Linked DNA regions of Homo sapiens: region 1 is linked to region 2. A link is a loop called in an ENCODE intact Hi-C map of the cell type or tissue named here. Cell type or tissue: A673. All regions are shown on one strand. Links, peaks and the distances in the headings refer to the core of each region. The heading gives the core; the rest is flanking DNA.

The links. Hi-C counts contacts between places; a loop is a spot of excess contacts. Peaks named below come from ENCODE experiments on the same cell type or tissue, not always from the same donor. Only the 100,000 strongest peaks of a DNase experiment are listed, where the experiment ranks them.
Region 1: a loop joins it to region 2, with 2.7 times the contacts of the local background. A loop is called at or near these places in 1 of 110 quality-filtered maps.

The regions. Positions count from the first base shown.
Region 1 is chr1:64,913,353-64,923,470 of GRCh38, reverse strand. All of the region lies in intron 1 of JAK1 (Janus kinase 1), which reads left to right. It also overlaps the pseudogene LOC100130270. Among named protein-coding and RNA genes, the nearest start is that of JAK1, 48 kb to the left of the region's middle. RefSeq lists an enhancer at 7,271-7,565. In A673, for the core only: no CTCF peak of the experiment used is centred there; DNase peaks (open chromatin) are centred at 5,740 and 5,980; H3K4me3 peaks cover 992 bases; H3K27ac peaks cover 7,648 bases.
Region 2 is chr1:65,022,540-65,032,657 of GRCh38, reverse strand. It overlaps a transcript of JAK1 not described here and the pseudogene RNU6-1176P. Among named protein-coding and RNA genes, the nearest start is that of LINC01359, 25 kb to the right of the region's middle. RefSeq lists an enhancer at 5,846-6,663. In A673, for the core only: no CTCF peak of the experiment used is centred there; a DNase peak (open chromatin) is centred at 6,177; H3K27ac peaks cover 2,588 bases.

The DNA.
Region 1 (10,118 bases), core at 1,351-9,350, 110 kb after region 2:
GTGTTTAATAAGCTAAAATTATCTGTTAACTGTTCCAAGGGTGATTTTTGTATTTTCAAGCATGCACAATTCTAATTAAATGGCATTGTGTAATCACTTGTGGTCTCAGTGTAGTTTATAATGAGTTAGAATAATGAAGGGGTAGTGAGACTGGAAGTTAGAGACGCAGAGAGCCTTTCTGCTTAAGGTATCCTTAAACAGATAGGTGTTAGGACCAGCAAATAGTGATCCCAGAAACACAATACAATATTTAATGAAGTGCTAATTATGTTGCGTGTCAGTCATTGTAGGCTGCAATTGATGGAGCTAGGTGGTGGAGGAGGAGGAGGTTGGATTGGGATGGGCCTTGAAGGGTAGTAAGTAGAATGTTAATGGAAAGAACCTGCAATTGTTTCCTACCCCAACTTTCCAAGTTATTATTATCCACAGAGTCACATTGGCTTGTATTCCAAATTTACTTTATAGTAGCTAATAAGTATCTTTTTTATTTAGTACCTAACGTATGATTTCCACTGTGGTTGGTCCTTGACAACAGTTAGGTGAGAGCGAATTGATACTAGAGATGCAGAAATGTAAGGCTTAGAAGCTCAAGTGTCCAGGACCACACAGAGCTCATAAGTGGCAGAGCCAGGATTTAAACTCAGGTTTGACTGATGTCAAAGCCACTCCTTATGGTCTTTTTGATATTTTTGCTCTAGAGATGGTGTTCATGATTAGCTTGTTTACTTACCAACCATTTTCTATTCAGATTATAAAGCAGATCTCATTTGGCCGAGACTTGGAGATTTAAGTTTTTGATATGTAATCTATGATTGAATTTAAATGAGGTATGGTTAGAAAGTTCCAGCCCAGTTAGTAATTTAGCACCTTAAAGCATTCAACAAGCATGGTTAACCAAAAACCTAAATCATACTAAATGTTTGAAGTGGTGAACAGGAGGGAATATTTTTATATTGTTACTAGTCAGCTTTAAAAAAAAATGTGTTTATAAACTGAGAAGTCTAGGTACATGACATTTATACTCCTGATGTTTGACTGGCTTTGGAAATTCCCACGTTGTGACTTCTTGTAAGCTTGGCTGAATGAACTGACAGGGGATTCCAGCCCTTACTGTATAATTAAAGGTAAAGATACAGAATGCATCTCTCTACCTCCAACTATTGTGTAGTTAGTTGTAGCTACCAATGAAATTATCAGGTCAATGCAAAAAAACCCTTGTTTTTATTTATACAGGGTACAGGGATGGTCTGATTAGTTGTTCTCAAGTAACTAACTGGGGGGTGGGGGGCATTTAGTAGTGTTGTTGTTGTGGTTTTTTTTTTCCATAAGAACAATCAAATGAGGAAACTAATAGCACTGTGGGCTGCTTAGGGAATTTTTGTCACTGAAAGAACTGCTGCAAGCCCTGTGTCTCAGGAAGGGTGATGGAATGTCTAAATGTCCATCTGTCGGGAGAAGATTGAAGTCCCTATGCCGATCTACTCTGCTTGTGCAACTTTGTGATTTGCAGCCAGTTACTTAATCTCTCTTTACTGTTGTTGACTGAAGTCATGCTATAGCTGGTATTTCATATTACAAGGACAGAGTTCAAGAATTATCTTCTTGGTTGGAAATGGAAAGGAGGTATATCTGGAGTCAAGTCCAAATGGGTAAGCCATCTCACTCTAGAAACTCACTGTACAAAGGGACTAAGAAGGGAATAGAGAAGCTGCCTTGTTTATAAAAGGTTGATCCACTCCCAATAGTATAATCACAACAATTTCTAAGAGGTTTTATTTCAACCACTTATTTTCTTATCCCTAGGTTACACATCAGTTTGGTGAGAAGAGCTCAGTTTTTGGTTTTAGATGAGCTGAGTGCTTGTCTCAGTTCAGCCACTTGCTAGCTGCATAGCCTTATGCAAGGCACTTAAATTCTCTGAATCTCTGTTTCTTTATCTGTAAAATGATTTCCAGTGACCTACTATATACTCTAGTAGGTCACTGGAAATCAGTTAAGTTAATAGATGTGAAAGTGCTTTGTACACTTCAAAGGGCTGTCTAAATGTCTGTATGAGCCTGAAGGATAGTTGTTATGCTTTCAGTTATCAGTAGTCTAGGTGGCTGTGCAGAAAGGGAGAGGCGAGGGAGTCATATTTTTGACAACTAACTTGGGGTCCTATGATCGAAAGCCCAGAAATCCTCACTTAGATTTTTTCCCTAATGCAGCAGTCTTGTGCTGGATTTTGGAGTGTGGTAGAAACATATGCTACACTTATTAAAGGGGTTTGGCACTCTGTAATGTGGGATTACTGGCATAGAAGATGAAATGATAAAGGAACATCTCATCATATTCAGATGTGTGAGTCATGCACGCTTATGAGTTACTCTGAAAAATGGAATTATAATAGAAATGGGCATGAGTTCAACTTACATTATTTTCCTTGGCTTTAGCAGTTTTCAGGTTAAAAGTCACTGGATACATTTAACTGTCTTAAAGCATAGCATTTATAAAAAGCTTTTAGAACTTAGACTGTACAAAAGCACCTGAATTGGAAACTGTGTCTCTTATTTTTTCTATCAGTAGGATATTAGGGACAGTTTTGCACTGGACCTGTTCCTGTGTACTGCCTTGATACTTAACTCAGTCAGTGAATCAGTAAGCAGGAATATATGGACTCCTATAACCCTATTGGCCTTCAGGGAGCTTCATGGTCATTTATTCTGCCTGCCTGTTTTACAGTGGGGAAAACTGAGGGCCAGAAGGGTTCCTTGAATTATCCAAGGCCCAAGGTTAGGTTCTGGCAGAGGCAGGGTTAGAACTCATTCAGTCCACACCATGCTGTCTCCAGTGTATATGTGCTGGATGAGAAATTTTCCACTGCCAGCATTAATTTAATTTAATTTAATTTTAGTTTGGTCTAGTGTAGTCTAGTCTTGGATTAGTTTAAGACAGAGTCTTGCTGTGTCGCCCAGGCAGGAGTGCAGTGGCATGATCTCGACTCTTTCCAATCTCTGCTTCCTAGGCTTAAGCAATTCTCGTGTAGTTCTCAGCCTCCCAAGTAGCTGGGACTACAGGTATGTGCCACCACACCCAGCTAATTTTTATGTTTTATGTAGAGATGAGGTCTCGCCATGTTGCCCAGGCTGGTCTTGAATTCCTGGGCTCAAGTGATCCACCTGCCTTGGCCTCCCAAAGTGCTAGGATGACACATGTGCCACCACACTTGTCCTGTTTATTCCATTTAAATTACAGTTCATTTTGTGTAAGCCACTTTTCCCTGTTTCCGTCAATTTCAGATTTGGAAATACTTTTCAAGGATTATCCTTAATACTACATCTCCTCTTTATGCTTAAAAATTTTGTTTGATTCTTTAACCAGAAATGATCATAGTGATTTTTAACTTTCAATAGGGAGCTACTTTTTCATTAATTACTTGGGTCATATTTGTCACTTGATTCTTAGCACTTTTTTCTTTTGATGTCGTTTATTATTTATTGAGAAACATTTGAGTTCTTACTCTGTGCCAGGCCCTGTGCTTAGCAGGTGCTGGAGGTGAGAAGGCACTAAGTGATGGAAGGACCTCATCCAAGAACCCGACTCTGTCCTGAGAGGATCTAGGGTGTCCGTCAGGCCCCACCCCATTTGACTTAGGACCATTATTGTTTTTATAGTAGCTACTTGAAAGACTCATTAGGAAAAGTCATGCTTTTGTTCATTTCTGTTTTCAACCTAGCTAAGGAGACATATATTACAAGTAAATAATGGCACAAATTGGCAAATGATGAAAGTCCAGGGGATTATTGCCTAGGTAGAATTTTAGAAAGATGATGTGGAGAAATAGGAACACTTTTACACTGTTGGTGAGACTAAACTAGTTCAACCATTGTGGAAGACAGTGTGGCGATTCCTCAGGGATCTAGAACTAGAAATATCATTTGACCCAGCCATCCCATTACTGGGTATATACCCAAAGGAATATAAATCATGCTGCTATAAAGACACATGCACACGTATGTTTATAGCGGCACTATTCACAATAGCAAAGACTTGGAACCAACCCAAATGTCCATCAATGATAGACTGGATTAAGAAACTGTGGCACATATACACCATGGAATACTATGCAACCATAAAAAACGATGAGTTCATGTCCTTTGTAGGGACATGGATGAAGCTGGAAACCGTCACTCTCAGCAAACTGTCGCAAGGACAAAAAACCAAACACCGCATGTTCTGACTCATAGGTGGGAATTGAACAATGAGAACACTTGGACACAGGAAGAGCAACATCACACACCAGGGCCTGTTGTGGGGTGGGGGAAGTGGGGAGGGATAGCGTTAGGAGATATACTTAATGTAAATGACAAGTTAACAGGTGCAGCACACCAACATGGCACATATATACCTATGTAACAAACCTGCACGTTGTGCACATGTACCCTAGAACTTAAAGTATAATAATAAAAAAAAAGGTAAAAGGAGCCAGGTGAAATTAATATCCTATTTCAACATGTAATCAATATGAGAATTGTTTATGAGATACTTATAAATTTTTCTTCTTCGAAAAAAAAGTTGCTGCCATTCAAGATGGTCTTTAAAGAAGCGTAGTATTTGATTACTGGAGAGGATAAGGTAATTGATTTTTTTTCAAGTTTCAGTTATTTGTTAATGTAATCTCCAACACATTATATCAACATGATTTCATGTATCTAAAGGAGAAATATTTCCTAGTTAAGTGGAAAATAGTGCAGCTAGCTTCTGGAAGATCTTCATTCTAAGCAGCTTTATAGTGAAACATTTCATTTAGAAATCTGGACCATCTTTCTTCAGTTTACTGTAATCCACATTCACTGAGTAGAACTTGTATTGCTCATTGGAACCCAGTTTATTCCAGGGCCCTGGGTCATTCTTTCTGGCCCAACTAACATCTGGATTGAAATGCCAGATGCAAGACATACAGTGCTGCTCTGGTACCTCTAGCTCCATTAAATACAAAGAGGGGGATCAAACTCAGTTCCTTGGCCTGACCAAGGACCTGGTGGAGCATGTTTTCAGCAAGGGCATCTGATTTAAAAGGAGAGAACTAGCTTAGCTGCCAGGCCCTTGACTAAGTAGTATCTCAGAATAAAGTAATTGAAAATTAATGAGTATCTACTTAGGGTCTCTAAATATATTTAATTTTCTATGGAGGGAACTTTTTAAATTGAAAAATGTATCAACATAGAGAAGACTATGTAAACAGTATGTGTATAGTTAGAGAAAAATACCTATGTATCCACCATTCAGGTTAAGAAAGAGAACATTACTGGTATCTTAGAAATCACCTGGTAGTCCCCTCCACTGCACTTCCCTCAGAGGTAACAGTCACCCCCACTTTGGTATTAATCATGCCCTTTCTACCAGTGTATATGTCCCCAGAGCAAGCATAAACCTAGGTGTATAAGGAAAGGGCAGTGATGCCATCTCTAGATGAAGGCTCCCAGGAGAAGAGCTTCATGGTCTCTGGTTGAATTCATTACCCCTGTGTCTGAACAGAAACTCTGGGTCAAGTCTGGATCCAGAGTTGAGAGGTTGCAGGGACCCTTTTGGGAAAGTCAGTGGAAAAGATCATGAATGAGTTGTGGGAAACAGGGCTTCTCATAGTTGGAGGTACCTAGAAGACTGCAGTGGGCCCAGCTGTTGGGAGCCTGGGAGGAGTGGAGTCAAGAGGAATGTGCTGCTCCACCCTGGCTTATGTCCAGCTCTCAGGAATAGGCCAAATGGAATACTTCTGCGGGGTGAAATAGTCTTCTGCTGATTCAGGCAGCAGGACACAGCAGGGGAACAGGAATTTCATCAGTGCATGATTAAGAAAAACCAAATTCCATTAGGAATTTGGTCCAGGCTCACCCAGGCATTCTACCCTCAATGCAGTCTACGGGGATCTTGGCAGTGACTGCCCTCAACATAAGTATCCCTCAAGTTGCCCTGCTCACATGGGGATTGGTCATCCTCTGAGGCTGGCCACAGCTTTTGTGTTGAGACCGCTCTGTTCTGTGCTCCTGGGAGTTCCCTTCACTTCCTCTTTGTTTAATCTTTATTTCCTGTGTTGGAGCCTGTCTCCTGTTATTTTCAGAAGGATGCATAGCAGTTTGTTTTTTGAGATCTTTGATGTCTAACTGTATCTTGATTCTTCCTTCATACTTCGTTGATAATTTGGCTGGTTATAGACTTCTGGGTTGGAAGTTGTTTCCCTTCAGAATTTTGCAGGCATTGGGTGCCTGTCTCTTTCCTTGGTGCAGCTGTTAAAAAGCCTGAGAATATTCTCAATTTTTGATCTTTTGAATGTAGCCTGTTTTATTCTCTTTTGGAAGCTTTATAGACCCTTGTTTCCAATGTTATGAAATTTCCCAGGAATGCCCCAAACAGGTCTTTTTCTCCATTGTTTTGATGGGCCTTTCCAACCTGGCAACTGGTAGCCTTTGGTTCTGGGAAATCTTTCTCAAATGGTTTTGCTGATGATTTTCTCCCCTCCACTTTCTTTGTCTTTTCTTTAGGAATTCAGACATGTGACTGTCTGGATTGCCCCCTTTAATTTTCTTATCTCTTTTCTCCTATTTTCAAACTGTTCTTTTCTAACCTATTTCCTAAACTTTTTTTTTTTTTTTTGAGAAAGGGTCTCACTCTGTCACCCAGGCTGGATGGAGTTCAGCGGCAGAATCTCGGCTCACTGCAACCTCTGCCTCCCGGTTCAAGCGATTCTCCCACCTCAGCCTCCTCAGTAGCTGGGACTACAGATGCATGCCACCACACCTGGCTAATTTTTGTATTTTTAGCAGAGACAGGGTTTCACTATGTTGGTCAGGGTGATCTTGAACTCCAGACCTCAAGAGATCCCCCTGCCTCAGCCTCCCAAAATGCTGGGATTATAGTCATGAGCCACTGCGCCTGGCCTTTTCCTAAACATTATCTTCCAACCTTTTTAGCTTTTGAAAATTAAGATATTATTTACCTACAGCAAAGCTTATCAATGCTAAGTGTTCCTTTGGCTGTTTTGACAATCATATAGGCTTGTGCAGTTACCACCCTAAACAAAATATAGAACATTTCTATCAACCTAGAAGTTCCGTAGGGCCCTTTCCCAGCTGTGTTTTCATTTCTGTTATTATCTTTTTAATATTCGAGAGCTCCTTTTTTCTCTGAAATGTTACTTTAAAAAAGAAACATTTTATTCTTGATTCACAAATAAAAGGTATTCTTTTATCTTTCTGAAGACATTAATTTTTAAAGTTTTCTCTCTGTGTAATGTTTTCTCTGAGTTGCTTTTTTCTATCTCCATGTCTGCATTAGAGGCTTTCCTCAGACATATGTTTACCTTGGCTGTTTGTTTATGATTAAACTTGGAGGAAGGCTGAGCATGTGCCTCGGGCTTGTGAACTTTGAACGTCACTAAGAGTGAGCCATTCATTGGGGAACTCCCAGCCTCTGTGTCTTTAGGTCAGTCCTGGTGAGATGGTCACATTCCTCAGAAGACAGTATTCCAGTCTCTCACCTGGAGGGCTAGGGACTGGCTGCCAGCATTTCTGGAGCTGCAGGGAAGAGGGTGAAGGCTGTAGCATCCTGGCCCCCAGCACTCAGCATGTGTGCAGATGCCGTCTTTCTGCGTGCCCAGAGGTTCCCATGCTTCACCTGACATCTCTAGTTACAGGACCCTTTGTCTTATCCTTTCCAGAAACTAAACCTCTAGATATGTGTTTCCTTATAATAAAATAGTCACTAGCCACATGGTAGCCACTTAAATTTAAATTAACATTTAATAAAATTAAGAAATCGGTTTCTCAGTTACAGTAGCCATCTTTTAAATGCCTGGTAGCCACATGTGACTGGCTGCCGTACTGGACACAGCACAGATACAAAACGTTTCCATTATTGTGGACCATTTTACTGGACAGTGCTGGTCTAGACTTTTGCTGGGGCAGAGGAGTGGCCAACGGGATTCTTTTTCTCAAACACCTTTCTCTGGCCCTCTTTCTTCACCCCAGTTACTGGTGCTTCCTTCCAGTTCCTGTGACTTTGGAGACTTCTGTGGTATACGTTAATTTGGTTATCAGCTTTTGCCATTGTCAGCTTGGGATTCAGTATTTGTGGATTATCGAAGTCAATTTTTTTTTTACATATCCAACTACTTTCCAGTTTCCAAAGTTGTAGTTTTCTCCTCTTCTTTTCCCCTTACATATTTGTGAATTTGGTCTTAAACAGAAAAGCCATGCTGTATTTATTATACTACTTTATATATTTTAAAAATATGTACTATATTTTAGTGGAGTTTCAGAAGGGAGTGAAATTGGGTATTTCTGTTCAATCTGCCATTTTAGCTGGGAATCCTGCCTCATTTACCTTCACAATCCTATAAGGTATATATGTGGTTATTCTCATTTTATAGTGAAGAGAGGCAGGTAAAATAATTGACTCAAGGTCACATAGCTAGTAAGTGGGATTTGAAGTTGGATCAGACTTAAAAAATCAGAGAGCTTTTTTTATTAAATAGTGTTGTGCCTTATCTTGTATTGAGGAAAGACCCACCCATCACACGTTCCCCAAGTTGCAATACTATAGTTATAGTTGTGTTTTAAATACCATGTGTTTGGCTGGGCACAGTGGCTCATGCCTGTAATCCTAGCACTTTGGGAGGCAGAGATGGGTGGATCACTTGAGGTCAGGAGTTCAAGACCAGCCTGGCCAACATGGTGAAACCCCATCTCTACTAAAAATACAAAAATTAGCCGGGCATGGTGGTGCACACCTGTAATCCCAGCTACTCAGGAGACTGAGGCAGGAGAATCACTTGAACCCCAGAGGCAGAGGTTGCAGTGAGCTGAGATCACGCCACTGCGCTCCAGCCTGGGTGACAGATGAGACTCTGTCTCAAAAAAACAAAACAAAACCATGTATTTGCCCAGATACTTCCCAGTTATCCTTACAACCACTTAATAAAAGAGGTCAGCCTTGGATAGTTCTGTCTCAGAAAGGTTCTTTTCTCCTCAGCTGTTTATTTCGTTGTTTTGGGACTTTACAACCTCTAAACTTTGTGTTAGCTTTTTCTTTAGCAGTTCTCAAAGTGTTTAGAGTCAGAAGCATTCCATTGTTTAACTTAAACCTTTTATTTGAAGCATCTATGGTCATTCTCTTATATTAAAATTGTTCCCTCTTCATTTAACCTCACTTTCCATAAGGCAGCGAGTAGATCGTGTTTATTTTTGAATCCCTAGTGCCTGGCCCCTTGTCTGAGGTAGGGGATTCATAGTGTTTGGTTCAACATCATCTTTTATTTGGACCATTGCAGTTGCTTCCAAACTGCTGGTCTCTGCCTTCTGTCAGCTGCTCTCAAAATGACCTGACATTGGTCTTTCTCAAAATCAACAATCACTGGCCTCCTCTAACCTGCATTGTAGAGTCTTGGCTACTCAGCATGGTCTAGAGGGTTGACCACGCCTGCCTCTGTCCACTGCTGTAGCCCCATGTCTGGCCACTCACCCCCCAACGCACCCTCCAGTGCACCAATGTGCACTTTGTGAAAGGACCACTACATGCTCTCAAACTTGTGCTCTTATTTCTGCCAGAAATGTGCTATCTCCAGTCCCACCTATTTCTGTTATTTAATATCTATTTTTCTGCAAATCCCAGCCCCAGGACATTCTCTGTGAAACCTCGTCTGATCCACCCTTATATGGAGTTAGAAGATTATTTTTGCTCCCACACACTTCCTTTCAATTCCTCCCTCCCTCCCTCCCTCCCTCCCTCCCTTCTTTCCTTCCTTCCTTCCTTCCTTCCTTCCTTCCTTCCTTCCTTCCTTCTTTCCTTCCTTCCTCCCTTCCTCCCTCCCTCCCTCCCAAATGGAATCTTGCCATATGTATTATTCTGCAGTTTGATTTTTCTCCTTAATACGAAGCTTATCATGTTGTAACTATTGAATGATTAGTCAGTTCTATTAGTGTCTGGTTCATAGGAATTATTATCATTGTATGACCAATTTCTAGCACAGAGGCTGGCACATTGTAGGCACACAAAAATTATTTATTGAGTGAAATTGAGCCATGGTGTTGAGTGAGTCCATGGCAGTTCACTTGCCATTTATTGTCTTTGAATTCTGCTGTCAG
Region 2 (10,118 bases), core at 1,483-9,482:
TAAACAATCCTGCTGTCCCTCAGGATTCACGTATGGAAGGATTATAACAGTAACATCAAGGTTAAGAAAATAAAGCCAGGTCATTTGAAATTATTTTGAGTGGATTCATTGTATTTCCTTTAGCCTGTTTTTTTTGTTGTTGTTGTTGTTGTTTTGCATATATTGTGTTTCCATTTACGAAATTGGCATTAGAAAATGTTCCATTTTGCAAAAGGGCTCGCTGTAAACAACCACTTCAGACAGAATGACCAGTACTCAGACAGTATCTGATGAGCACTTAGAACAAAAGAGTAATTACATTTCCAATAGAAATTAGCACTGTGCATTCTGGAACTCTCCTGAGTTTCTTATCTTGATTTGCAAAATAATTCAAAGCTTCAAAGAAAAATCTAGGCTGGGCGTGGTGGCTCACGCCTGTAATCCCAGCACTTTGGGAGGCTGAGGTGGGTGGATCACCTGAGGTCAAGAGTTTGAGACCAGCCTGGCCAATATGGCAAAACCCCGTCTCTACTAAAAATACAAAAATTAGCTGGGCGTGGTGGTGCGTGCCTGTAGTCCCAGCGACTTGGGAAACTGAGGCAGGAGAATTGCTTGAACCCAGGAGGCAGAGGTTGCAGTGAGCTGAGATCGCGCCACTGCACTCAAGTCTGGGCAGCAAAGCAAGACCCCATCTCACAAGAAAAAAAAAAAAAAAAAGAAAAAGAAAAATCTGTGTTTTTCCAGCCCCTAGGTTAACATCAAGAGAGGGTCTTTGAGATACAAAGCACATTTCTTTAATTTTTAATTTTGATACAGTCTCAAATTCTGTGTGCCCTTAACCCAGAATCATCAATTGTTTTAGCTCATTTCCTTTATCATTCTCTCTCTGTCTCTGGCATGTGTGTATGATTTTTTTCTGAAAAAATTTTAGAGTAAATTGGAGCCATGAGATGTTAGGAGACCCCTAAACACTTCAGATTATTTGCTGAAAAAAAGGACATTCTCTTATATAACCATAGCAAAATGATTAAAACAAGAAATTTAACTTTGATACAATACTGTTATCTAATCCAGGGTCCATGGACAAATTCCATTAATTGCCCTAATAATGTCTTTTTGTAGTTGTTTGACTTTCCCAGGTCAAATCCAGTCTTAGACCATGCAGTGCATTTGGTTGTCTCATCTCTGTAATCTTCTTTAATCTGGAAGAGTTCCTCAGCTTTTCATTGACTTTCTCTTACTTGAAATTTTTTAAAAAGTACAGGGCAGTTATTTTGTAGAATGTTCTACAAAATAACTCCTACAAGTATTCTGACTTGCCTAATGATCACATTCAGGTTGTATATTTTGAGCAGAAATACCACAGAAGTAGTGTTTTGTCCTTCTCAGCACTTTATATGAGAAAGTACATGATGCTGCTTTATCTTAGAACATCACGTACTTTGATCTCTGGTTAAGGCGGTATCCACCATATTTCCCCACTGTAAAGTGACTATTTTTCCTTTTTTTTTTTTTTTTTTTTTGAGATAGGGTCTCTCACTCTGTTGCCTAGGCTGGAGTGTAGTGACTTGATTTCGGCTCACTTCAGTCTCACCCTCCCTGGCTCAACTGATCCTCCCACCTCAGCCTACTGAGTAGCTGGGACTACAGGTGTGCGCCCCCACACCCAGCTAGCTGTTGTATTTTTTGTAGAGATGGGGTGTTGCCGTGTTGTCTAGGGGGGTCTTAAACTCCTAGGCTTAAGCATTCCACCCACCTCTGCCCCCCAAAGTCCTGGGACCACATGCATGAGCCACTGCACTGGCCACCGTTTTTTCTTTTGCAATTAAAAAACAATTGGTCACTGAGGCCAGGTGCGGTGGCTCACACCTGTAATCCCAGCACTTTGGGAGGCAGAGGTGGGTGGATCACCTGAGGTCAGGAGTTCAAGACCAACCTGGCCAACATGGTGAAACCCCATCTCTACTAAAAATACAAAAATTAGCTGGGCCTGGTGTGTGCACCTGTAATCCCAGCTAGTTGGGAGGCTGAGGCAGGAGAATCACTTGAACCCGGGAGGTGGAGGTTGCAGTGAGCAGAGATCGCACCACTGCACTCCAGCCTGGGTGACAGGGTGAGACTCTGTCTCAAAAAAAAAAAAAATTGTCAGGAGGTTTTGGGGACTATGTTAATATTCTGTTCCTCATCAAACACTCACCCACTAGTTTTAGCATTCACTGATGATTTTCAAATTCTATCCTCCCATTTATTAATTGGCTTTTTACTGCAAGAATGAGAAACTTTCTCTTCTAAGGGATGGTTTCTGATACAACACGTCTATGAGTTTCTGAGACTTTGTCTCAGTTTATTTGGGCTGCCATAACAAAATATTGTAGACTAGGTGGCTTAAACAACAGAAATTTATTTCTCACAGTTCTGGAGGCTGGGAAATCCAAGATCAAGATGCCAGCTGGTTCAGTTCCTTGTGAGAGCTCTCTTCCTGGTTTGCAGATGGCCACCTTCTTGCTGTGCCCTCACACATTGCAGAGAGAGTGCTGGTATCCCTTCCTCTTTTAATAAGGGCACTAATCCCACCAAGGGCTCCATCCTCATAATCTCGCTAAACCTAATTACTTCCCCAAAGCCTCACCTCCTAATACCATCACATGGGGGATTAGGGCTTCAAAACACGGATTTTGGTGTGGGGGAACACACAGTCCATAACAGACTTTTTTTTTTTTAACTTTTTAACTTTTAAGTTCAGAAGTACATGTGCAAGTTTCTTATGTAGGTAAACTTGTGTTGTGGGGTTTGTTGTACAGATTATTTCATTACACACTCTTAAGCCCAGTACCCATTCGTTATTCTTCCTGATCCTCTTTCTCTACCCTCCAATAGGCCCCAGTGTCTCTTGTTCCCCTCTATGTGTCCATGCGTTCTCATCATTTAGCTCACACTTGTAAGTGAGAACATGTGGTATCTAGTTTTCTGTTCCTTCATTAGTTTGTTAAGGATAATAGCCTCCAGCTCCATCCATGTTCCTGCAAAGGACATGATCTCATTCTTTTTTATGGCTGCATAGTACTCCATGGTGTATGTACCATATTTTATTTTCAAATACCAATGATGGGCATTTAGGTTGATTCCAAGTATTTGCTATGGCGAGTAGTGCTGCAGTGAACATACATGTGAATATATCTTTATGATAGAACGATTTGTATTCCTTTGGGTATATACCCAGTAATGGGATTGCTGGGTCAAATGGTATTTCTGCATAACAGACTTTTAAAAGGAAAAATAGGCTGGGTGTGTTGGCTCACGCCTGTAATCCCAGCACTTTGGGAGGCTGAGGCAGGCAGGTCACTTGAGTTCAGTAGTTTAAGACCAGCCTGGGCAACATAGTGAAACCCCATCTCTACAAAAAATACAAAAAAAATTAGCTGGGCACAGTGGTGCATGTCCGTAGTCCCAGCTACTTGAGAGGCTGAGATGGGAGTATCACCTGAGCCCTGGAGTTTGAGGCTGCAGTGAGCTATGATCATGCCACTGCCCTCTAGCCTGGGTGACAGAGTGAGACCCTGTCTCAGGAGAAAAAAAAAAGGAAAAATAAATACCCACTATTGTAAGAAGATGGTATCCTCATTGGATTGGGTAACTGATATTGAGCCTTGACCCCTGCATAGTAAAAGTAATTCCTTCCTTTGTCCTTTGTAATGATTCTTTTACTTTGTTCATATTTTTACTATCAAATGGTGAGCTAATTTTGCTCCTTTCCTCTTATTTGGCACTGAAGTCTGTTTCTTATTTGTTGCTATCAGATAAATCTGAATTTAAATTCCATACTTCCAGTTGTGTGTGACATTGGCCATGTTATTTGGGCCTCACCCTCCTTGCCCACAAAATAGGGATGATAACCCTTATCTCAGTGCTATTGGGAGGATTAAATCAGATAACGTATGTAAAAACATGTAACATGGTATCTGATAAAAAGAATACAATTAGTAAATAAGTTTTCTGTCTTTGACTTAAAGTTCCAATTTTTAGTGACACATTTTTATAAGTTTCAATGACTTAATTGCTCTCTTCAAGGGGTTAGATGATCTTCTTAGATAAGAAGTTTGCATCAGAAAGAGAAAGGATTAGTGGTATCTATCAACTTTTACATGATTTGTGTGGTTATACCAGTCCCTCCCTCCCTCCCTCCCTCCCTCCCTCCCTTCCTTCCTTTCTTCCTTTCTTCCTTCCATTTGCCACATAGTTAATGGCATTTGCTATATGCTAGTCACTATTCTGGGTGCTAGGGATAGAACAGCAGACAAAATCTCCTGACTTGACATCCATTATATTCTAATCAAAGGAGACAGATGATAAATATATAAATAAACTTTTAAAATTAGATAGGGTAAGTGCTATGGAGAAAAATAACACTGGGAAGGAGAATAAGAATTGTGAGGGGATTGCTATTTTAATTAGTCAGGGAAGGACTCACTGATGAGACAACACATGAGCAGAGACCTCAAGGAGATGAGGCATTGAGTTATTAGTGTAGCTGAGGGAAAAGCGTTCCAGGCAAAGGAAATATTTCAGACAAGAAACCTAAGGCATAGATTGACTTACTGAGGGTTCACCCAAAGGAATCATAAAAAGAGCTCAGGCAGTTCTGTGGAGCACAAAAACACTCTACTTCCCTTCTGTGAGCTTGATTATAGGTAAGAGCAGAATGGCTGGACAGCTGTTGGGGTTGTGCCAGCTGTGGCAGCGTGCCACGCAGACTTCCCTTCCAGAAAGAACCTGCTGCAAGGAATGCAGAACGCTGACAGCTTCTAGTCTGGATCCACCCCAGCATCCAGGGTGCAGCACTTTCTCCCAGGCAGCCCTCTACCAATGACTGAGCATGGCAGGGGTACTAGGGCATGACCACTGCCATGCAACGTGGGACTTTTTTGAGGGCAATCCTTGTGCCAGAGCTCCCTATTAGGCTGACCAGGACATTTCCAGAGCTGCACCACAGTCTGAGACTCTATTCACCCACACAATCATCCTTCCTTACCCTTCTCCTTTTACAAGCCTCAGACCTGCAACATGGTTTTAAGGCTTTCCCTGCCCTCTCCAGCTCCCTCTTCCTTTTGCCTTTCACAGTTATTACAACCCAGTGCTTTCACTTATAAACCCATCCTGGTGCCTGTCTGCTTCCTAGAGGACCCAAATTGACAGGAAGCGGAACAAAAATACATGTAAGGAGATTTTGCTCTGCTTCTTCTGCCGGCATCAGTCAGAGATAGACCAAGGGAATTGGAGGAGGGCAGTCGGCAGTGATGTCAAGGATGATCAAAGTTTCGAGATAATTGGCTGGGTGCAGTGGCTCACACCTGTAATCCCAGCACTTTGGGAGGCTGAGATGGGCGGATCACTTGAGGTCAGCCTGGCCAACATGGTGAAACCCCATCTCTACTAAAAGAAAAAAAAAATTAGCCAGGTGTGGTAAATTAGCCAGGTGTGGTGGTGTGCACCTGTAGTCCCAGTTACTCAAGAGACTGAGCCAGGAGAATAGCTTGAACCCAGGAGGCAGAGGTTGCAGTGAGTCGAGATCGCACCACTGCACTCCAGCCTGGGCAACAGAGTGATACTCCATCTAAAAAAAACAAAAAACCCCAAAAGTTTCCAGATAACCAGCTCTACCCAGGCCATCTCAAATAGTATACAATCTGAATGAAACCTGCTTATTTAAAAAAAATGGTTTTTATTTTTTTGAGACTGCCTAACTCTGTTGCCCAGGCTAGAGTGCAGTGGCGCAATCTCAGCTCACTGCAGCCTCTACCTCCTAGGTTCAAGCAATTCTCCTGCCTCTGGCTCCAGAGGTGCACTCCGCCATGCCTGGCTAATTTTTGTATTTTTTAGTAGAGATGAGGTTTCACCATGTTGGCCAGGTTGGTCTCAAACTCCTGGCCTCAGGTGATCTGCCCGCCCTCTGCCTCCCAAAGTGCTGGGATTACAGGTGTGAGCCACTGCACCTGGCCAAACCTTCTTATTTAAAATGCAAACAATTTCAAAAGCAACTCCTCTAGAAGCTCATAGCAGCCAGATGGCTGCCCCTAAGCTTTTCTTATGTAGAAATTCTGGGGCTACCAATGGAACAGTTCCAAACCCTTCCTTCCTTCTTTCCTGTTCTAGAGGAGGAAGGGATTAGCTAACAAACTAGAATCCAGGGGGGCAGCGTGCTTTGAGAGGGGAAGCTGGCACTCATTTTCACTGCTGGAAGCCAAACCGTGGGATTCTGAGGTCTCCAGGGACATTTTCTAGATCTCCAACTGTGATGATCATCTCTGTCTTATACCCCAGGCTGTGTTCAAAGGACTGCCTGTGTCTGGCTCACCATGCTCCACTGACATTCCAGCCAGAAACCATTCTCGGTGTTGATAGAACAATGCTCTAATCACATAGCTGAAATTACAGTTTGGGGCTCAATAAGGTAATGGTTCAAAAGATTTTCTGTGGAAATCTCTGCAGTCCCATCTGGAAAGCAAACACTGGCTGGATAGGTAGTAGCGTTGGGGTGGGATCACATGGAAGGCATGTAGACAAAGTTATGACCCAGGATTTCAGAGTGAATATCCTCTATGTGCCAGGCACTTTTACAGGTTTATATTTCTAGAACCAACCTATGATGCTGGAATGATAATTTGAGGTAATCCCTGTTTTATGGCTTAGAAAAATGTGGTTTGGCTGGGTGTGGTGGCTCATGCCTGTAATCCCAGCATTATGGGAGGTCAAGGCAGGAGGATCGCTTGAGTCCAGGAGTACAAGAGTAGCCTGGGCAACATGGCAAAACCCCATCTCTACAAAAAATATAAAAAATTAGCCAGGCATGGTGGTATGCACCTATAGTCACAGCTACTCGGGAGGCTGAGCTGGAAGCATTTCTTGAGCCTAGGAGGTCGAGGCTACAGTGAGCTGTGATCATGCCAGTGCACTCTAGCCTGGGTGACAGAGTAAGACCCTGTCTCAAAAAAGGAAAGAAAAAAGAAAGAAAGAAAAAAATTGATTTGTAAAGTTAAGTGATTTTTTCCAAGGTCATAGTGCTAGCAAGTAGCAAACCTAGGATTCGAGCCAGGTCTTCAGATGCTAAATTTAGTGACTTTTTAATGATTTTACTGCTGGCTAACTATTCTCTTGCCTTTATCCATATTCCTGTGTCAATAATAGTATTTTACCCTGTGGCCTCACCTCTTTGCTTAGTTGCTTAGATAAAAATCATGTTGATTTTTAGTGAGGCCGTGGTTGGGAAGCACTGTAGTGGACATTTGCTAGTTTTTGACATCCCCGACATCCCTTTTCCTCCTATTTTGGTAAATGTATTCTAATTTCTCTCTGGATAACTCTCTCTCTTCCCCGACTTGGAATCCATGTTTCGGGTGGGCTCTAACCATTGCTTCGGGAATGGGATCTGTGAATCCCCCTAAATCAGTGTACCTATTCCTCTTGGCCACTGCAGTTTGGATTGGTCTGTAATCAGTCAGGACCCGTAAGTCTTTTTGCCAGTGCTTCTGTGAGCAAGCACTCTTCTCCTGTGGGCCTGAACCTGGAAGAACGTGTGGCTGGAGCTGCTATAGCCATCTTGCTGTTCTAATTGGTGAGGCCTATCCAAGAATGGGGCTCAGACAGTGAAAACAGAGCTAAGAGGGGAGAAGGAAGAAATCAGGTTCTGGTGTCACTTTTTTTTTTGAGACAGAGTTTCGCTCTTGTTGTCCAGGCTAGAGTGCAATGGCACGATCTCGGCTCACTGCATCCTCTACCTCCCGGGTTCAAATGATTCTCGTGCCTCAGCCTCCTGAGTAGTTGAGATTACAGGTGCCTGCCACCACGACTGGCTAATTTTTGTATTTTTAGTAGAAATGGGGTCTCACCATGTTGGCCAGGCTGGTCTCAAACTCCTGACCTCATGTGATCTGCCCACCTTAGCCTCCCAAACTGCTGGGGTTACAGGTGTGAGCCACCACCCCTAGCCTTTTTTTTTCTTTCTTTTTTTTTTTTTTTTTTTTGCTTTGGACCAGGCCATTCTTGAAGCCACAACTACCTCCAAGAACTTTCAGTTCTGTGATACAACAAGTTCCATTAATGCTTAAGCTAATAATGTAGGTTGGGTTTTCTGTTACTTTCAACTGCAAGAGGCTTACCTGTTACAACAGACTCTCTCAATTCAATTTCACCCAAGTTAAGAATCAATTAGGACTCAACAACAAAAAGACAAATGACCCAATTTAAAATGAGCAAATGTTATGAATAGACATTTCCCCAAAGAAGGTGTACAAGTAGCCAATAAACTCTTGAAAAGATGTTCAACGTCATTAATCATTAAGAAAATGCAAATCAAAACCACAATGAGATATAACTTTACACCCCCTAGGATGGCTGTAATAAAAAATATGAACAACAAGTGTTGGCAAGGATATGGAGAAATTAGAACCCTTGTACCTTGCTGGTAGGAATGTAGGTGGTACAGCCACTTTGGAAAACAGTCTGGCAGGTCCTCAAATGATTAAACATAGAGTTACCAGCTATTCTACTCCTAGGTATATACCCCCAAAACATGGAAATATATGGCCGCAAAAAGTTTTGTACAAGAATGCTCATAGTACTTGTATTCATAACAGCCAAAAATGGAAAACAACTCAAATGTCCAGCAATAGGAGATTGGATAAACACATTGTGATATATTCATACAAAGGAATACTACTCAGCAATAAAAGGAACGAGCCACTGGTACATGCAAAAAAAAAAAAAAAAAAGGATGAATCTAGAACCATGGTGAGTGAAAGACACCAGATGCAAAATAATAAATACGGTATGACTCCATTTACATGCAATCCCAGAGCAGGCAAACTAATCTATGGTGATAGGATTAGAAAGTGGTTCCCTCAGCAGGGTGCAGTAGCTCACACCTGTAATCCCAGCACTTTGGGAGGCCGAGGTGTGTGGATCATGAAGTCAGGAGATCGAGGCCATCCTGGCTAACATGGTGAAACCCCATCTCTACTAAAAATACAAACAATTAGCCTGGTGTGGTGGTGGGCACCTGTAGTCCCAGCTCCTCGGGAGGCTGAGGCAGGAGAATGGCATGAACCCAGGAGGTGGAGCTTGCAGTGAGCCGAGATTGTGCCACTGCAGTCCAGCCTCAAAAAAAAAGAAAGTGGTTCCCTCAGTGAGAAGGAAAGGGGGTTTGACTAGAAAGGGACAAGAGGATGAGACAACTTTCTGGAACTTTAGATGGTAGTTACATTAATGTGTACAATTATCGAAATCTGTTGGCCAAGCATGTTGGCTCAGGCTTGTAATACCAGTGCCTCAGGAGGCTGAGGTGGGAGGATTGCTTGAGGCCAGGAATTCAAGACCAGCCTGGGCAACATAGCTTGACAAAAATAAAAAATAAAAATTAGCCCAGTATGGCTACGTATGCCTGTGTCTCCAGATACTTGGGAGGCTGAGGTGGGAGAATCACTTAAGCCTAGGGGATTGAGGTTGCAGTGAGCCATGATCACTCCACTGTACTTCAGCTTGGGTGACAGAACGAGACCCTACCTCTAAAATTTAAAAAAAAGTCATTGAACCGAACCTTAACATCAGCGTATTAAATACTTCACTTAAAAATAATTAATAGTTGGAATGATACAGAGAAGATTAGCATGGCCCCTGTGTAAGGATGACAGGAAAAAAAATTCTATGTTTTAAATGTTTACTGCTTCCTCACTTTTCATGAGAAAAAAAGCATCCACTGAATTTATATGATCTAACAGGTGTGAAAAACTCCCTATCAAAAAATATCATTCCCCACCAACTTAAGAATAGACTGAATTTCCCCTGATTAGTTTCTCCTTTGATATACACATTGAAAGCCCTAAATAAAATGCTATATTAATTTTTCCCAATGAATATTTTAGCATGACACTAATGTATGAAGTTGGTTCTCCTCCCTCTTAGCAAGGTACTGCAACCCACTATTGACTATGTTAAAGTCTAAAAATAAAGAAGATAATAAAAGTAATAAAATGGTGATTACCTTCTTCAAGTTGCTTAGAAGTCTGAAGAGGCACCAACTCTTACAAACTAAATTTTCACTTTGGCTGACTCAGTCTCATTTCTTAATTTTTTCTTTACATCACCCC